Regions from separate parts of the Homo sapiens genome. Here all the other regions are linked to region 1. Evidence: read pairs that join two places in POLR2A ChIA-PET (ENCODE). Cell type or tissue: MCF 10A. All regions are shown on one strand. Each heading gives the region's core, and the rest is flanking DNA. Links, peaks and the distances in the headings are about the cores only.

What was found. Peaks named below come from ENCODE experiments on the same cell type or tissue, not always from the same donor. Only the 100,000 strongest peaks of a DNase experiment are listed, where the experiment ranks them.
Region 2: POLR2A ChIA-PET joins it to region 1 with 11 read pairs; 13 of 35 experiments call an interaction of 5 or more read pairs at or near these places.
Region 3: POLR2A ChIA-PET joins it to region 1 with 11 read pairs; 23 of 35 experiments call an interaction of 5 or more read pairs at or near these places.

The regions. Positions count from the first base shown.
Region 1 is chr2:63,695,931-63,702,926 of GRCh38, reverse strand. It overlaps a transcript of WDPCP not described here. Among named protein-coding and RNA genes, the nearest start is that of MDH1, 110 kb to the right of the region's middle. In MCF 10A, for the core only: a CTCF peak has its summit at 3,671 (motif pointing left); a DNase peak (open chromatin) is centred at 3,836.
Region 2 is chr2:63,868,437-63,873,436 of GRCh38, reverse strand. All of the region lies in intron 3 of UGP2 (UDP-glucose pyrophosphorylase 2), which reads right to left. Among named protein-coding and RNA genes, the nearest start is that of UGP2, 29 kb to the right of the region's middle. In MCF 10A, for the core only: no CTCF peak of the experiment used is centred there; a DNase peak (open chromatin) is centred at 2,166.
Region 3 is chr2:63,851,229-63,856,228 of GRCh38, reverse strand. The region is part of intron 1 of UGP2 (UDP-glucose pyrophosphorylase 2); the gene reads right to left. Among named protein-coding and RNA genes, the nearest start is that of UGP2, 12 kb to the right of the region's middle. In MCF 10A, for the core only: no CTCF peak of the experiment used is centred there; a DNase peak (open chromatin) is centred at 2,508.

The sequences.
Region 1 (6,996 bases), core at 1,229-6,228:
CATGGACACAGGAAAGGGAACATCACACATTGGGGACTGTTGTGGGGTGGGGGGAGAGGGGAGGGATAGCTTTAGGAGATATACCCAATGCTAAATGACGAGTTAATCGGTGCAGCACACCAACATGTCACATGTATACATATGTAACAAACCTGCACGTTGTGCACATGTACCCTAAAACTTAAAGTATAATTAAAAAAAAAAAGTAAAAAAAAAAAAAAATTAGCTGGATGTGGTGGTGGGCGCCTGCAGTCCAGCTACTCGGAAGGCTGAGGCAGGAGAATGGTGTGAACCCCGGAGGCGTAGCTTGCAGTGAGCCGAAATCGCGCCAATGCACTCCTCCCTGGGAGACAGAATGAGACTCCGCCCCCTACACCAAAAAAAAAAAGAATGGGTAGCTATTAATTTTTGATGTTGATGTAAAAATGTAGGCTTAAATATGTCAGGGCAACCATTAGCACTGTAAAGATGTTAATTAAAACTTTTTTAAATTCTACTTTTTATTGATATATACTAGGTGTACATATTTTCAGGGTATATATAATTTGTAAAGATCAATTCAGTGTAATTAGAAGATCCATCACCTTAAATATTTGTCTTTGGCTGGGCACGGTGGCTCACGCCTGTAATCCCAGCACTTTGGGAGGCCGAAGCAGGCGGATCACCTGAGGTCAGGAGTTCAAGACCAGCCTGGCCAACATGGTGAAACCCCATCTCTACCAAAAATACAAAAATTAGCCGGGTGTGGTGGCATGCGTCTATAATCCCAGCTACTCGGGAGGCTGAGGCAGGAGAATCGCTTGAACCTAGGAGGCGGAGGTTGCAGGGAGCAGAGATCGTGCCATTGCACTCCAGCCTGGGCAACAAGAGCGAAACTCCATCTCAAGAAAAAAAAATCGTCTTTTCTTTATGCTAGGAACAATTGAATTATTCTCGTCTAATTATTTTGAAATATACAATAGATATTGTAAACTATGATCATCCTATTTATCTATGAAACACTAGGTTTTATTTCTTCTATCGAACTGTATATTTGTACCCATTAGTCAACCTCTCTTCATCCCCCTCACCCCACCCTTTCTGGTGCCTGTGGTAACCACCAATCTGTTCTCTATTTCATGATAGTCACTTTTTAAGCTCCTACATATGAGTGAGAACATGTGATATTTGTCTTTCTGTGCTTGGCTTGTTTCACTTAATATAATGACCTCCAGTTCCATCCATGTTGCTGCATGTGACAGGATTTCATTCTTTCTTATGGCTGAATAATGTCCTGTTGTATATATATAACACATTTTCTTTATCCATTCATCCATTAATGGGCACTTAGGTTGGTTCCATATTTTGGCTATTATGAATAGTGCTGCAATAAACTTGGAAGTACAGAAGTGTCTTTGATATGCTGATTTCATTTCTTTTGGCTATATATAACTAGAAAAATTGCTGAACATATGATAGCTCTATTTTTAGTTTTTTGAGGAACTTCTATACAGTTTTCCATAGTGGTTGTACTAATTTACATTCCCACCAACGGTGTATGAAGGTTCTCCTTTCTTCACATCCTTGTCAGCATCTGTTATTGCCTTTTTGACAAAAGCCAGTTTTAATTGGGGTGAGAGATCTCTTTGTGATTTTGATTTGCATTTCTCTGATGACTAGCAATGTTGAGCATTTTTTTTTATATTCTTATTGGTCATTTATATGTCTTCTTTTGAAAAATGTCTATTCAGATCTTTTGCCCATTTTTAAATTGTATTATTTGTTGTTTTGCTATTGAGTTGTTTGAGCTCCTTATATATCCTGGTTATTAATCCTTTGTCAGATGAGCAGTTTGCAAATATTTTCTTCTATTCTGTGGATTGTCTCTACCTTGTTGCCTCCTTTGCTGTGCAGAAGGTTGATGTAATCTCATTTGTCTTTTGTTTTGGTTGCCTGTGATTTTGAAGTCTTACACCAAAAATTCTTTGCCAAGACCAATGTCCTGGAGTATTTCCCCAATGTTTTCTTCTAGTAGTTTCATAGTTTCAAGTCTTAAATTTAAGTCATCAATCCATTTTATTTGATTTTTGCATATAGTGAGAGATAGAGGTCTAGTTTCAATCTTCTGCGTATGGTTATCCAGTTTTTTCAGTGCCTTTTATTGAAGAGCCTGTTCTTTCCCCATTGTATGTGCTTGGTGTCTGCGTTGAAATGAGTTGGCTGTAAATACATGGATTTATGTCAGGGTTCTCTATTCTGTTCCTTTGGTTTGTGTGTCTGTTTTTATGTGAGTACCATGCTGGGTATCAAAACTTTTAAACACTGTATGCGAGAGAAAAAGAATAACAAAATTTTACCATTTAGAAAAAAATCAGTAAAGGAAAAAATGTTCAGCACGAAAGCATAATGAGTAGGGAACATAAATTACAATGACAGGCATACCACATTTGTCTTCGTTATCCATCTGTAATTGATTTTTGACTCCTCTCTCACTCACCATGTCTGTGCAGTTGACTCACTTGATTTTTCCTTGGAAAAGTCTTGTATCTGACCTTTTCCATTCCCACTACCACTTCTCTAGTTCCCTGGAGCCTGTACTAATTAAGTAGCTCTAGCACAGCATTTTTTTCTTTTTTTCTTTTTGTTTTTTTTTTTTTTTTTTTTTGAGACAGGGTCTCACTCTGTCACCCAGGCTGCAGTACAGTGGCACGATCGTGGCTCACTGCAGCCTTGACCTCCCCAGGCTCAGGTGATCCTCCCACTTCAGCCTCTCAAGTAGCTGGGACTACAGGTGTGCACCACCATGCCTGGCTAATTTTTGCATTTTTTGTATGAGGTTTGGTCAGGTTGCCCAGGCGGGTGTCAAACTCCTGGGCTCAACACATCCATCTGCCTCAGCCTCTCACCATGCTAGGATTACAAGCGTGAGCCACCAGGCCCAGCCCAAAGCATATTCTACCTTGGCCTTACCCACAGCAATGAGCAATCTTCATAAAACATAACCTCACACCCCTGCTCAAAAGCCTTCAGAAGCTCCTCATTTCTCACCATCTACCCTCTTAGCTGGTTTTTGAGACCTTGTATAATACTATCCCAGTTAACTGTGTTTTGTCAATTCTAAGACACATTTTTTTAAAAGACCTTTGAAACACCTCTGAAATCAGAGTGCATGTTACAATCGATGGCAATCATGGTGTCTTAGATTCAATATTTCTTTTCCCAGTTTGCCCTGGCTATGGGATACCTCTATGTTAGAAAACGAGACTTCTCGCTTTGTTATGCCATGACTCATTCTTTTATAGCTCCAAACTTTTTTTTAGACTTCTCCCTCTGTCTGGGTATCCCTCTTCCTCTGCCTCCCTTAACATATCTCCCTGTCAAAATCAGCTCATCTTTAATAAGGCCCAGCTCAAAGGCCAGCGCCTCAAAAACTGCTTTATACACCACCTTAGTGGGAACAACCGTCCCTCTGAATCCTCTCAGTTCCTTCTTTGTAAGTCTAGCATCTGTTATCACATAGTTCTTTTTAGTTAAATACTTGCATCCAGATTCGGTCCTGCAAATTGCTTGAGTGGACAGCTAAAATTGTGACATTATATGAAAGAACATGGGTTTCTTTCACGAGGACATTTTGAATAATTTCATTACAATCTGTGAAGTACTACCATTACAGAACTCAGTGAGAATCCTGCTTTGAACTGCCCTCTAGAGGTAGTACATTATCAGTGAGCCAGAGAGAGACCTACAACCATGGATGGGTGAAAGACAGTGGCTGCTAACCAGCTGGGAAGGGGAGCTGCTGAGAGTGTTCCTTCATCAGCAGGACTCGCTAATTGGCCCTGTTTGTGGGAGTAGCTGTTGGAAGGGTCAAGCTCTGGGAAACCGTGTTGCTTGGAGATTGCCAGCCCTCTCCAGTTTGCTCAGATGAGTCACTGTGATGTCTTGGAAGGGTGGGGCCTGACTAAGTAATAGCTTCCCTCAGGAAATCCAGACTGGGCTGGAAGTCCAGGAACTCTGGGTCATTTTCCAGGGAGATACTGAGTATAACTGCATCCTGTCAGAGGGTGTAGTCTGGGAAAAGATGGCTACATGTCCATGTCATTGTCTGCAACAGGATTCTTCTCCATCACAGCTAATTTTGAACTCTCCCAAGCATAAATCTTTACTGCAATACATTCACAAAGCTTTATTCCCCCCTCCCTCTTTTTCTGAGTAAACTTCTGTGGCCACGAGAAGATAAAAGTCATCTCAGGTGTTCTCTTGCTAGCCAGGAAATTCTGTGACTAAATTTTAAATGACTTGTGAAATTTCCTGCTTACTTCTGCTTCCTAGGGCAAATGCCATTTTCTGTAAGTGCCTCCCTGTTACCTGACTTGACTTTCCATAGGCATCCCCTCCAGCCTCAGTCTGTGCCAACAGAGGGATTAGATTCTAGAGGCTCCAGGTCCCTGCCAGCTTCAACATTCTAACATCTGCTTGGTGCTCAACATAGCTTGCCTCCCAGGCACTGAGTTTACGCATTAATGAGTTTGAAGTTCATTTTCCTCTGAGGCAAATCAGTTGGCATGATGTGATCTGGGAATGTCCTTTGAAAGCTTTCCATAGGATGTGACTTCTCTCCATGTCTTCATACCAGAAGACCTTGCATAAAGGTCACAATTGTTGAGCTGATTTCACCTCAAGAAATCATTTTGTCTTAGAATTTTTTCCTCATTAAAAAAGTCGAGCACTTTGGGAGGCCAAGGTGGCAGATCACCTGAGGTCAGGAGTTTGAGACCAGCCTGGCCAACATGGTGAAACCCCGTCTCTAATAAAAATACAAAAATTAGCCAGGCATGGTGCTGCACATCCATAATCCCAGCTACTCAGGAGGCTGAGGCACGAGAATCACTTGAACCCAGGAAGTGGAGGTTGCAGTGAGCCGAGATCACGCCACTGCACTCCAGCCTGGGCAACAGGCGACAGAGCGAGACTCTATCTTAAAAAAAAAAAGTCATAGGCTGGGCATGGTGACTCATACCTGTAGTCCCAGCACTTTGGGAGGCCAAGGTAGGAGGATCACTTTTGAACTCAGGAGTTCAAGACCAGCCTGGGCAACATGGCAAAACCCCATCTCTACAAGAAATACAAAAATTAGCCTGGCATGGTGGTACACCCCTGTAGTCCCAGCTACTCCAGAGGCTGAGGTGGGAGAATCACCTCAGCCCAGGAAGTCTAGGGTGCAGTGAGCCAAGATCACGCCACTGCACTCCAGCCTGGGTGACAGAGTGAGACTCTGTTTCAAAAGAAGAAATCATAAAGATTTATTATAGAAAATATAGACATTATAGAAAATTATTAAAAAGGAAATAAGAATCACTTAAATGCAACTTCTCAGAGGTAATACTATTAACACCATGGCAGGCAACACAACAAATTTTCTTTGTGTGTATGATCATACGATTTTTTAGTGCTTGATACGGAATTGGAATCACACTTTTCAAACTGTTTTTTAGCCTGCTTTTTCCTATAATTATAAATGATTAACATTTCATTTGTCATTATGCAACAGTTCATAGAGTGGACTCTGGATCTATCTGAATTTGAATCTTGGCTCATCACTTACCGTGTGACCCTTGGGCGTGTCCTTTAACTGAAATAATTTCTGCAAATTCCTCATCTGTAAAATGGGGATAATAATGGCTCCTACTTCACAAAATGTTGTAAATATTTAAGTGAGTCAACATTTGCCAAGTACTTAGAACAATGCTGGCAGGTAGTGTGGGCTTTATGGGGCCCACACTACTACAACTACTATAACTACTACTACTACTACAGCTACTATAACTACTACTACATTTTCTTCTACAACATCATTTTAAGACTGAATAGGATTACATTGTTTGGTTGTGGCGTAATTTATTTAGTCAAAGTCCCATTCTTGAATAGAGTGTTCTGCTTTTTTGGTATTATAAATAATACTGCAACAAATACCCTCTTCTGTAACAGGACAGACTATGTACCAGGTAGGGGAGGAATGCAGTGATGGGGATGGAAGAACTATGTTTTACCTTCTTTGTTTTGAGCTTGGTGGAGAGGCAAATATTTTGATATCTCACTTTTGCCTGGAAGGCTGCTACTGAGAAACCATTCAGACTTTCTGGCATCAGCCAGTTAAATATTTGGTGGTCCTTGCCAAACTGAATCACCTGGATTCCTAACCTAAGATTCTGGTCAGAAAAGGATTCTTAACCACCCAGGTCATATACTCTGACTCTTTACCCAATTACCCAATTGCTACCATGGGTGTCTCAGCCACGTGGGCTCTGCTCCAAGGAAGCATTGGTGTGTACTCAGTGAACTGTAGTGGGTCCCTGGAGCCTCATTTTCCAGGCTGGTGGAGGTGAAGGTCCTGCTCTGCCTTCTCTTGGAGCTCTATTCCTGTGGTCTTCCCCCTCAATACTACTGGAGAGAAGGGGAAGGGACCCCTTCTGGTTTCTGTCCTTAGTTATGGTAATGATAATGATGCATTCTTGTAGAACGGGCGTAGTTATCTGTCTACAAACTGAGGGAATGACAGAAAAATTTCATGGCTTCATGGAACAACTTTATACAACAAAGCTGTGCCATTGCAGACCAACACTGCCAAGAAGAAACTTGCTGGGGTATTAGCAACGGATCGGATCACTTCCATGAAGATGTGCATGCGGGAGTGTGTCAAATGCCTAGTTCTTACAGTCTCTCAGGTGTCATCAACCAAACCACCTGCTTGGTTCTCAGCCCCTCCTAGCCAAAATTTATAACCTGACCACATTCTGGAAGACCCACAACTTCTAGATTTCTGCCTTTATTATCTCTTAGGTCCACCGGAAGGTTCTACCCACCTGCTACCCACTGTGGGGTTCTAGATAAATACCACTTCCTAGAGAATTCCCTTAATACATGGAGATGGAAGAGCTGTCCCCCAACCTCAACCATCTCCAAATCAAATGGTCAGTTAACCTGGTGCCAGGGGGTCTTTGTTTCTATCAAGTGAGT
Region 2 (5,000 bases), core at 1-5,000, 170 kb before region 1:
TCACAGAATATAAAATTCATCTTAGTAACAGAAGTCATTCATTTCCCAGTGAAAATTAATGTGCAAATAGAGTAAAAAATAAACTTTACCTCTCTCCAAACTAAGTTTCAATGAGAAGGCTTCTGTTTGGCTTGAATAAGAAGCTGATGCTGTGATGTGGTTTGAGATGATTACGTGCATACCATCTTTAATTGCCATTCCATTTTGACTTTTCTTTTTGATGGTCACAAGTGCTGAAAACCCTAATGTGCTCAAAAGCAAGCTTCCACAACTTTTGTTCTGTTAGTTGTATGCAGCCTGTGCTACAAACACCAGAATTCTCTAAGACTGAGAGCTGAGTGGTTCATGTGTGTCCTGTATCTTTGAAAGTCAATAAGGTCATCTTTGCAGAAGTCTGCATCATTCATACAGGATTGCACCATCCTGGATGTAAGGCTCACGGATGCAGAAGAAGGTGAATTACAGTAATACGTGGAGCTCACTCTCCTCCTCTGCAGCAGGACCAGAAGTGCTGGCTAGCATCACAGACACTCTACTGGCATACAGAGCACCAACACCTCGTCCAGCATGTTTTGCTTGGCTTAGACATGTTATCATTTAAAAAACACTTTCAGAAGAGGTTCATAAATCTTTTTTTTTTTTTTTTGAGGGCACTGGCATGCAATAGCTGGCTGCAGTGAGAAATGTCTGAAATTCCAAGGACATGCTAAAGGGAAATTATGTAGTTGCTGTTTCCTCCGTGACCCGATTCAATAAACTACATCAATTCCAGCATGAATGATATCATTTGACAAAAAGCCTCCTTTTAAATCAAATGAGACAGTAAAATATAGTAAGTGAGAGAGAACACAGGCTTTAATGCCAGGCTACCTGGGTTTCTTAGAATCTACCACTTACTATGGCAAATTATTTAACTGCTCTAAGTCTTTTTCATTTACTTCATTAATTCGTTATGAAGATAAATGAGATAATGCATATAAAGTGCTTAGCAAAGTGCCTGGCCCCACAGTAAATATTCAAATGTTGGCTGATATTATTACTACTTCACTGATTCAGACACACTCCCTCACCCGTACCCAACATTTTAACATCTCTGAAAGCAGGATCCACCATATAACCAATAGGTTCTTACAATTAATTGGTTGATTTCTTTTCTTTATTAGTGGTACATAAAAGGTGTAACTTATAATCAATGGCCCAAATTTGATGAAATATAGTATTGAATTTCTAGGTTTCAAGTCACGAACTAGCTGAATGATCTCCCAGACATGGGCTTCAGCCAAAGTTTCTCTCCAGTCATGTGTAGCCTGAGGATGTTAAGACAGAGGTCAACAAACTATGGTCTGTGAGAGCTGCCACTTGTTTTCATAAAGTTTTATTGGAACATAGCCATACTCATTCGTTTACATATAGTCTACGGCTATTTTCATGCTACCATGGCTGAATTGAGTAATCATCCCCAAATTGTATGGCCTATAAAACCTAAAATATTTACTATCTGCCCCTTACAGAAAACGTTTGCCAACCCCTGATTTAAGAAAGCCTTCTGGAAAAAACCCAAGCTTTGATAATATTTCTCCCTTTTCAAACCATGCTTCTTCTCCTAAAATAGCTCCATACTGCCTGAGACGCCTCAGGATGGCCAGAGAAAAGAGGGTCTCTCTAACTAAGGCTATATGTTGGCTTCGTGCTTCCACTGGCAAGAACGCTGCCATATAAACAACCCCCTAGGCTTTTGTATGTTCTCAAATTTCTCCAGGAAAGCAAAACCAGTAATATGTAATTGGTAACAGAAATCAGGCAATTTTCAAAACAACAGAAAGAAAACTTGAGATTTAAAAAGGTTTTTGTGGCCGTGCACAGTGGCTCACGCCTGTAATCCCAGCACACTGGGAGGCCGAGGCGGGCGGATCACCTGAGGTCAGGAGTTCAACACCAGCCTGGCCAACACGGCAAAACCCCGTCTCTACTAAAAGTACAAAAATTAGCCAGACATGGTGGCGCATTCCTGTAATCCCAGCTACTCAGGAGGCTGAGGCAGGAAAATTGCTTGAACCTGGGAGGCAGAGGTTACGGTGAGCCAAGATTGCACCACTGCACTCCAGCCTGGGCAGTAAGAGCAAGGAGGAAAAAAAAAAGGCTTTTGTCCACTAGTGAGTCATCAAAAGTAATCAAATTCATACAGACAGAAACCAGAATGGTGCTTGCCAGGGGATTAGGGGAGAGGGGGTAGAAGGGAATGGGGAACTGTTCTTTAATGCTACAGAGTCTCAGTTTTACAAGATGAAAAAGTTCTGAAGATTGGTTGCCAAATAATAAAAATATACTTAACAACACTGAAGGATACATTTTAAAATAATTAAGATAGTAAATTTTATGTTATGTGTATTTTACAATTTAAAATTTAATTTAAAAAATATTTTGTGTGTGTATGTGCAGTCACACATGTATGCCCCATCAAGGAGTTCAAGAACCAAATGGCAAAACTATCACTTCCTTTAGAAGCCATTTGTGACCCTCAGCCCTAGTAGTGAATCTGGTGCAGCTCTTGGCTTTGGGAGCTACCGCCTCCTATCACAGCAATTCTTACAGTCTCCAAACTGTCTGCTAAGTTCTCTGGCTCTATTATAAGACTGTAAACTCCATAAGGGCAGAAACTTCCACCTGATACTCCCCACCATATTCATCATCTTTAAACGAACAGGTTAGCTCCCCAGCGTTGGCAGCACTCAAACATTTGTGAATAAGCGAATAAATGAATAAAACAAACGGCTATTAATTAATGAAATCTGTTCTCTGAAAATTATTTCTTGTCCTACTTTTAAATCCTTAGTTTAAAATAAAAGTGGTTTGATCACTGATTAGAAACCAGATTACAACCACCCACTACTTTAATTCAAAAAATAAAATACTGGATCAATAGACGTTATATACAAGTTTGATGAAAGAAAACCTAAATAGAAAACTTTGTTTTGCATAAGAAATTTTATAGGTCATAAAATTAGTACAGGAATTACAAAGCAATCCCCCTATAATAAACAAATAGAATGAACAATCACATATCACAAGCCCGGAAAAGCAAATTTCCTAAGAAAGTTTTTTGTCTTCTACCACTTATAAATTATAAGCAAAGCAAACTATCAGATCAAGTACATATTTTTATTTTCCCAGCTATTAACTCCCAAATCTTTGGGGTTTTTAAAAATTAATTTTAGGGGCGGGCACGGTGGCTCACACCGGTAATCCCAGCACTTTGGGAGACAGAGTCAGGTGAATCACAAGGTCAGGATATCGAGATCATCCTGGCTAACATGGTGAAACCCCATCTCTATTAAAAATACAAAAAATTAGCCAGGCATGGTGGCCGGCGCCTACAGTCCCAGCTACTCAGGAGGCTGAGGCAGGAGAATGGTGTAAACCTAGGAGGTGGAGCTTGCAGTGAGCCGAGATTGCGCCACTGCACTCCAGCCTGGGTGACAGAGCGAGACTCTGTCTCAAAAAAAAAAAAAAAAAATTAATTTTAATTACTCTAAAATAAATGTTACTAACACTATGGAAAGGAAAACACGAAGGCAATTTTTCCAGTGATGGATGAGTCCTCACAGTCCAAAGGCAAAAATTTGTAACATTTTTACATGTAAGTAAAGAGGTCTTTTCAAAGAGCTAGTTAGAAATCTTGGCACCAACACTGTCCTCCAAACAGCTACATACACCAGTACTAACACAATCATTCATGCTCAATATCCTTCAATATAATCTGCTACTTCAGTTACTAAAGTCAGCCTTAGTAAAACTCTAAGCAAAAACCACGTATTTGTGAGCCAGAATCATAAAAGTCACTCATTTTCAGCCTAAATTTTGCGCTGTCCTCTCTAGGAAGCCAAACTTGAATAGTGTGCCTTTTTGTTATATTAAAGCATCATAGCAATTCAAAATCCAATGACCAATTACTACAAATAAAAGGTTAGTTCTCTATTAAATGTTTCAAACAGCAGTTAATACAACAGCCAATGGAAAAAAGATCAACCTGCTAATAAATAAAAATCAAAGAAAAATCTAGAAATTTAAAAATATTTTTCATCTCAACTGGCAAATATGTTTTAAAGTGATAATATTAAATGCTTTAATAAATACAGTGAGATTGGCAATAAAACAGACTGTAGGTCTCTACTCAAATGTCAACTTAGAGACGCCTTCTCTACCCAGCCTATCTAAAATATTACCTCTACCCCTTCATTCTCTGTTCATCTTTCTTTTTCTTCATTCACTTACCGCTACTTGAAATCACGTTACATATTTTTTATTGTCCACTTCTTTACTAGATTGTAAACTAGAAACTAGATGAATGGAGGGTTTTATCATTATGGTTCTCTACTAATATACATACAGTTGGTGCTCAAAAAACAGCTGTTGGACCAACAAATTAATATGAATGGGAGTGCAAATTGATATACTTTCTTTTTTTTTTTTTGAGATGGAGTTTCACTCTTGTCGCCCAGGCTAGAGTGCGATGGCGTGATCTCAGCTCATTGCCTCCCAGGTTCAAGTGATTCTCCTGCCTCAGCCTCCCAAGTAGCTGGGATTACAGGTACATGCCACCACGCCCGGCTAATTTTTGTATTTTTAGTAGAGATGGGGTTTCACCATGTTGGCTAGTCTCGAACTCCTGACCTCAGGTGATCTGCCCGCCTCAGCTTCCCAAAGTGCTGGGATTAAAAGTGCTGGGATTACAGGTGTGAGCTACCGCGCCCAGCCTGATATACTCTTTTTAAAAAACAATCAGAAATACAAAACAAAACCTTTAAAAAGTGCATATCCTCTGAAGAAAACACCATTTCTGAACATTTATTCTTAGAAAATTCAGAAATGCAAAGTTTTATATTCATTACACGGTTTTAATAACAGGAAAAAATCAGAACCAACCTACCCAACTATAAGAGAATCCCCAGAAGTAACAGGAGCTGATATGCTCACACTACCGTGAACTACAATATTTCCTT
Region 3 (5,000 bases), core at 1-5,000, 150 kb before region 1:
CTGGTATTCAGCAAATGAAAAGGGCTCAATCCCAAGGTCCCTTTATCCTGTGGCAGTAATTCAGTGGTGTCAACTAGTTAGGACTCGTTTCACTCCAGTTTCATATTCTCCACTAAACAAGAACCCCTTGAGAGGTATTGGCAATTCCAAGGTGCCTCTACTTCCCTGTATCGACGTTTTCATTTTAAAAGGAGAAGGGCATAGGGCTGCCTGCCATCTTCTGGTTCCCAATTTCAGCCAAGACTTTCCACTGCTTACGTGTGTCAGACTAGACTTTTAATGCTTTTGGCATAGCCGGGCACTTCTGTGACAGATGGATCTCACTAAAGGTGACGGAAATCCCTCTTAGATAAATACAAACAACAAAAATAGAAAACTACAGAAAAAGGCTGGGCAATGGCAGCTCATGCCTGCAATCCCAACACTGTGGGAGGCTGAGGCGGGTAGACCCTGGAGCCCAGGAGTTTGAGACCAGGCTGGGCAACACGGCAAAACCTCATCTCTACAAAAAATACAAAAATTAGCCAGGTGTGGTGGCGCTTGTCTGTATTCCCAGCTACTTGGAAGGCTGAAGCAGGAGGATACCTTGAGCCGAGGAGGCAGAGGCTGCAGTGAGGCGAGATCGCGCCACCGCACTCCAGCCTGGGTGACAGAGGCAGATCCTGTCTCAAAAAGAAAAGAAAAGAGAAAAAAAAAAAAAAAAAAAAACAGAAAAAGAAACACCCCAGACCCAAACACTTTGGCAGAAAAATACCAACACAGGCTGTTTTATACTTTATCTAGAAAGTAATCATCTTATTTACTTCTCATAAAATAGGGACAACTGGATTATTTGTCCACCCTTCCCCTTCTATCCTTAGTATTTGATTCAATCTTATTTTAAAAATGTATTTGTAAAGTTTCTATTCAAATAGTTTGATAACTAGTTATTTTTACAAATGCCTGTTAATTTAGCAGAATCACATTTCAGTAAGGCTAAAAACTCTTTCCCCTTATATACTCCACCTACTATAAATTCTTTCACTTATATTTGAATAAAAGACATTTATACAGATAGAATTAAAGACAACATATAAGATAAAACTAAATGTAACTACAAAGTTTAGAAGTAACTAAAGTAGCTGTTTGAGATTTGTCTAAATGAGAACCATTTGAAAACAAAACAAAACATTTTAGAAGCTCCCTCTGCAGAACAATAACTTATTAATTTACATGATTTAAGGTCAAAACACACAGAACCCAAGTCACTATCCTATCAACCCAAGCTAAGAAAGGCTGGCTGAAAGACTCACATTTAATATTGCATGTGCTCTCTGTCAACACAGGTCTAAGTTTCAGAGGCAGACTTGAAAAAATCCCAGACACAGGATCAAACTCGAGAAATGTCTCTAACCTTTGTTTCTTTCTTTTGTTTGATACAGCACCAATGCACATGAAGAATAATTTGTTTTCTTCCACCCTCTTTATAAATATAATCGGCTTAAACAAAAGAACATTACAACAAGCCTGTCACCTCTTCTACCCCTCTAAAAGCTCTGTTTTTAGTGATTAAAGAATCAGGAAGGGCTTGTAACGAATAAAAAATATTCAAGAATAAAGAATAAGGAAGAGTGCTTAGACAAGAAGCGTAGCTATCTTAAGCATCTGGGCACAGACCAGGAGGCACAGAGCAGGGAACCATTTCCCTTAGTGGTGACTTCTTCATCCATCCTGAATTTTTTAAGAAAGGTCTGAAATTTCTGGTAGGAAAAGTAGTACAGATGTTAGAAGCTTTCTTGGATTTAACATTCTCAGGTTACACTTCTGACAAGGACAGTTGTGTTTCTAAAGGAAGGTCAACTAAAATCCTCTGAATAATCCAAGATTTCTAACCTCATGAAGTGTTTTGTCCCTATTGCCTAGCAATATAAAATTGATTCCCCACGCCTTTAGACATAGAGTGGATTGGGAGTCAAACATTTCATTACCTTAGTCAAACATTTTTATAGATGGGAGGGAGCATTTAACCTACTCTCATCATTTTACAGACGAGGAAACAGGTTGAAAATAGTTGAATGACTTATCCAAGGTCACAGAGCAGGCCAATGGTGGAGCCCAGAAGCAAAGCCATGTTTTTTTAGTCCCATTCCACCACAGTGAGGCAGAAATACCTTGCTAATGTTTTTTTCCTGGCCTGGCTCTCTTTAACCTTGACGCAAAAATCCCTAAATACCACACTCTCCTCCAAAAGCATTTATATCAGAACCTCTTCTTATGTTCAATCAACAGACAAGATAATTCCCCACCACATAAAACTGGACTTACTAGACACTTTAAGTCAATTTCAGATAGAACAGGCAATAACTTTTTTTCACAAGTTCCTCCTTTCCCCCAGTTTCCTAATTCTTCCTGTTCATAGGAACTAAAATTTCAACATCATGGGCTTTTTTATCCAGCTGGAGCCAAAAAAGAGAGAGGGCTACAGTCAATCTGACAAGTGAATATTTTTGTTTCTTAATTCATGGATCTCATTTCATGTATTTCAGCAAGTAAGAGGGATACATAATACCCTTCCCTGACACCCTGACACTGGCGCAAACAAAATAAGTACACAAGCTAGTTTCATAATGCACAGGCCATGGAAAAACCACAGGGAAGGCACCAAGAGCAACAGAGAAGTTGAAGAGCCATCCCTAGGCCACCTCTGTCTGATCAGTCCCAACCTTCCTGGAAAACCCACAATGAGAGATACTCAAAGTCAGAGAATTGGAGAGCGCACTTAATCTTAAATCGGGAAATGACTTGTGATCCAAATAACCATAGAACTCCAAGAATTTAATGGCAACTGGAAATAATCAAGATAAAGCTATCTTGATTATTTCAAGACATAATCAAGAAATAATCAAGATAAAGCTATCTTGATTATTTCAAGGAAATATGAACTATGCCGGCTAGATTTACAACCAATTCAAGCTAACCAGCTTCTTCTGGGCTCACTACAGTCCTTTAAACCCAGTTATTTGTGAATATTCCTCCTAGAAAAGCTCTTTATGGGGTTCCATTACTCAAGTGTATCCTATATCTTTTCTTACCTCTCTGACCACACCTCAGTTTCCCTAACTGGCTCCTCCTTTCCTCTCCTGAGATTCCTAAAATTCTGTCCCCAGACCATTTTTTCTCCTCAATTCTCATGCCACTCTCCTTACTGATCACTCAAACATGTGCCTCTCATCCTAAACTTTTTTCCTGAGCTCCAGGATCACATTCTTTACTTCCTTAAAGACTTCTGACACCTGGATACCCAGCTGGGTACCTCAAACTCAACATGTCCAAAATATGACTGATCATCCAAACTAAATTACTCTTTTGCCCACCCTGTTCTCCACGGCATTAACATTTCCGTAGAAACTAAGGTTTATACCTCACAGTCACAGTTGGCTCTTCCCACCTTTCCCCTCACATTGGACAATGCAATATCAAAACTTCTTAAATGATTGCTGTAATTCCATTCACTGTTTTCCATTTCCATTACTGCTACCTTAGTTCCCCTAGCATTTTTACTCTCCTAGTCATGACAACAGCTTTCTAACTAGTCTGCCCATCACTCTAATCTAATAGTGCCAAGGAGGATGGATTGATCTCCTTAAGCTGCAACCCCCATCATATCACTTCTCTTCCTTGTTTGATGAAATTCTCATTGCCTATGGAAATAAATACAAATTCCTTATCCAGGCATGTCTCAAAAGCCAAGCTGAAGTATCTTTTGGAGTAGCCAAAGCTAATGAAAGTATGAAAGCAGACTGCCTAAAGGCTGCAATTTCCTATTCCATTTGGGACATCTAGAATAGTTCTTCTAAAACTTTAATGTACATACAAATCACTTGGAGGCTGGTTAAAACACAGATTCCTGGGTAAGCTCCCAGAGAGATTCTGATTCAGTAGGTTTGGGGTGGGAAAGATATGCATATCTAATAACCAAACATTGCCAGTATGGCTTTGAGTAGCTCTGGTAGATTATACTCCATTTATCTTAACATATTTGTAACAGCCATATTCTTCATCCTTCTTGCTACTCCAATGCTATTCTGTCACCAACTCCCTGCCCCAATGCCCTGTGTTTCAGAGATGGCACCAGGCCCAGATTGGTCCAAAGCCTTCCTAGTGATTGGTTTAAGCATAAAATGTAATATGATTCTGGCCAGTAAGCCATAAGGGTATAATCTGTCACAGCACTTTGGAGAAAGGTGTTCCTCACTGAAAAAAGACATACATGAGAAAAGATAGTATTTTTTCTACTCACATAATGAGTATGTGTCCACCAATCACCCCACGTTTCTTCTGCCATGATTAGTGCCCTTGAAAGAAGCTGACCCAAGAATGAGGCAGATATGTCAAAGATAGCACAGCAGAAGGAAGGTCTGATAAGCTTTTGTACTGAATTAACCAACCCTGCATATCCTACTTCAGGATTTATGGGATAAAAAGACCCTCATTTTTGAAAGCCAAATGAATTGGTATTTTTCTACTCCATGAAGTTAAAAGCATCCTAACTATAAGATTGTTCGAAACCATGCACTTCAAATACCACTCAACACTTTCAGAAAAGGGGAGGCAGAAATGAGAAAAAAAGTAGAAAAATAAGAATGGCCCAGTATGAGTTCCAGAATAATGAGAATCATCCCAATCTCTGGGAAACCGCCCTGATCTCTCAATCCCCAAAGACTCAAACTGTTTTACTTGATTTGCTTCTGTCATTTTGATGGTGGTATTCCTAGTGTTCTAAGCAGTGGCTTCTGAACATTCCAAGAGGCCTTTCTTTCTACCACAACTGATTTGGGAGTTTTAATCACTCCTGTCTCTGTATTATATCAAACACCCCTCAAAACCCCAATTCTTTAGTTAAATGTCTGCAATCCTAGAACATATTCTCTTGAGGGGGAAAAAACTACATTATGTCATGCAACTTTGTTTTCCCAAAACCTACCTTAGCACCTTGCACAGTACAGGTGCCTAATAATGGT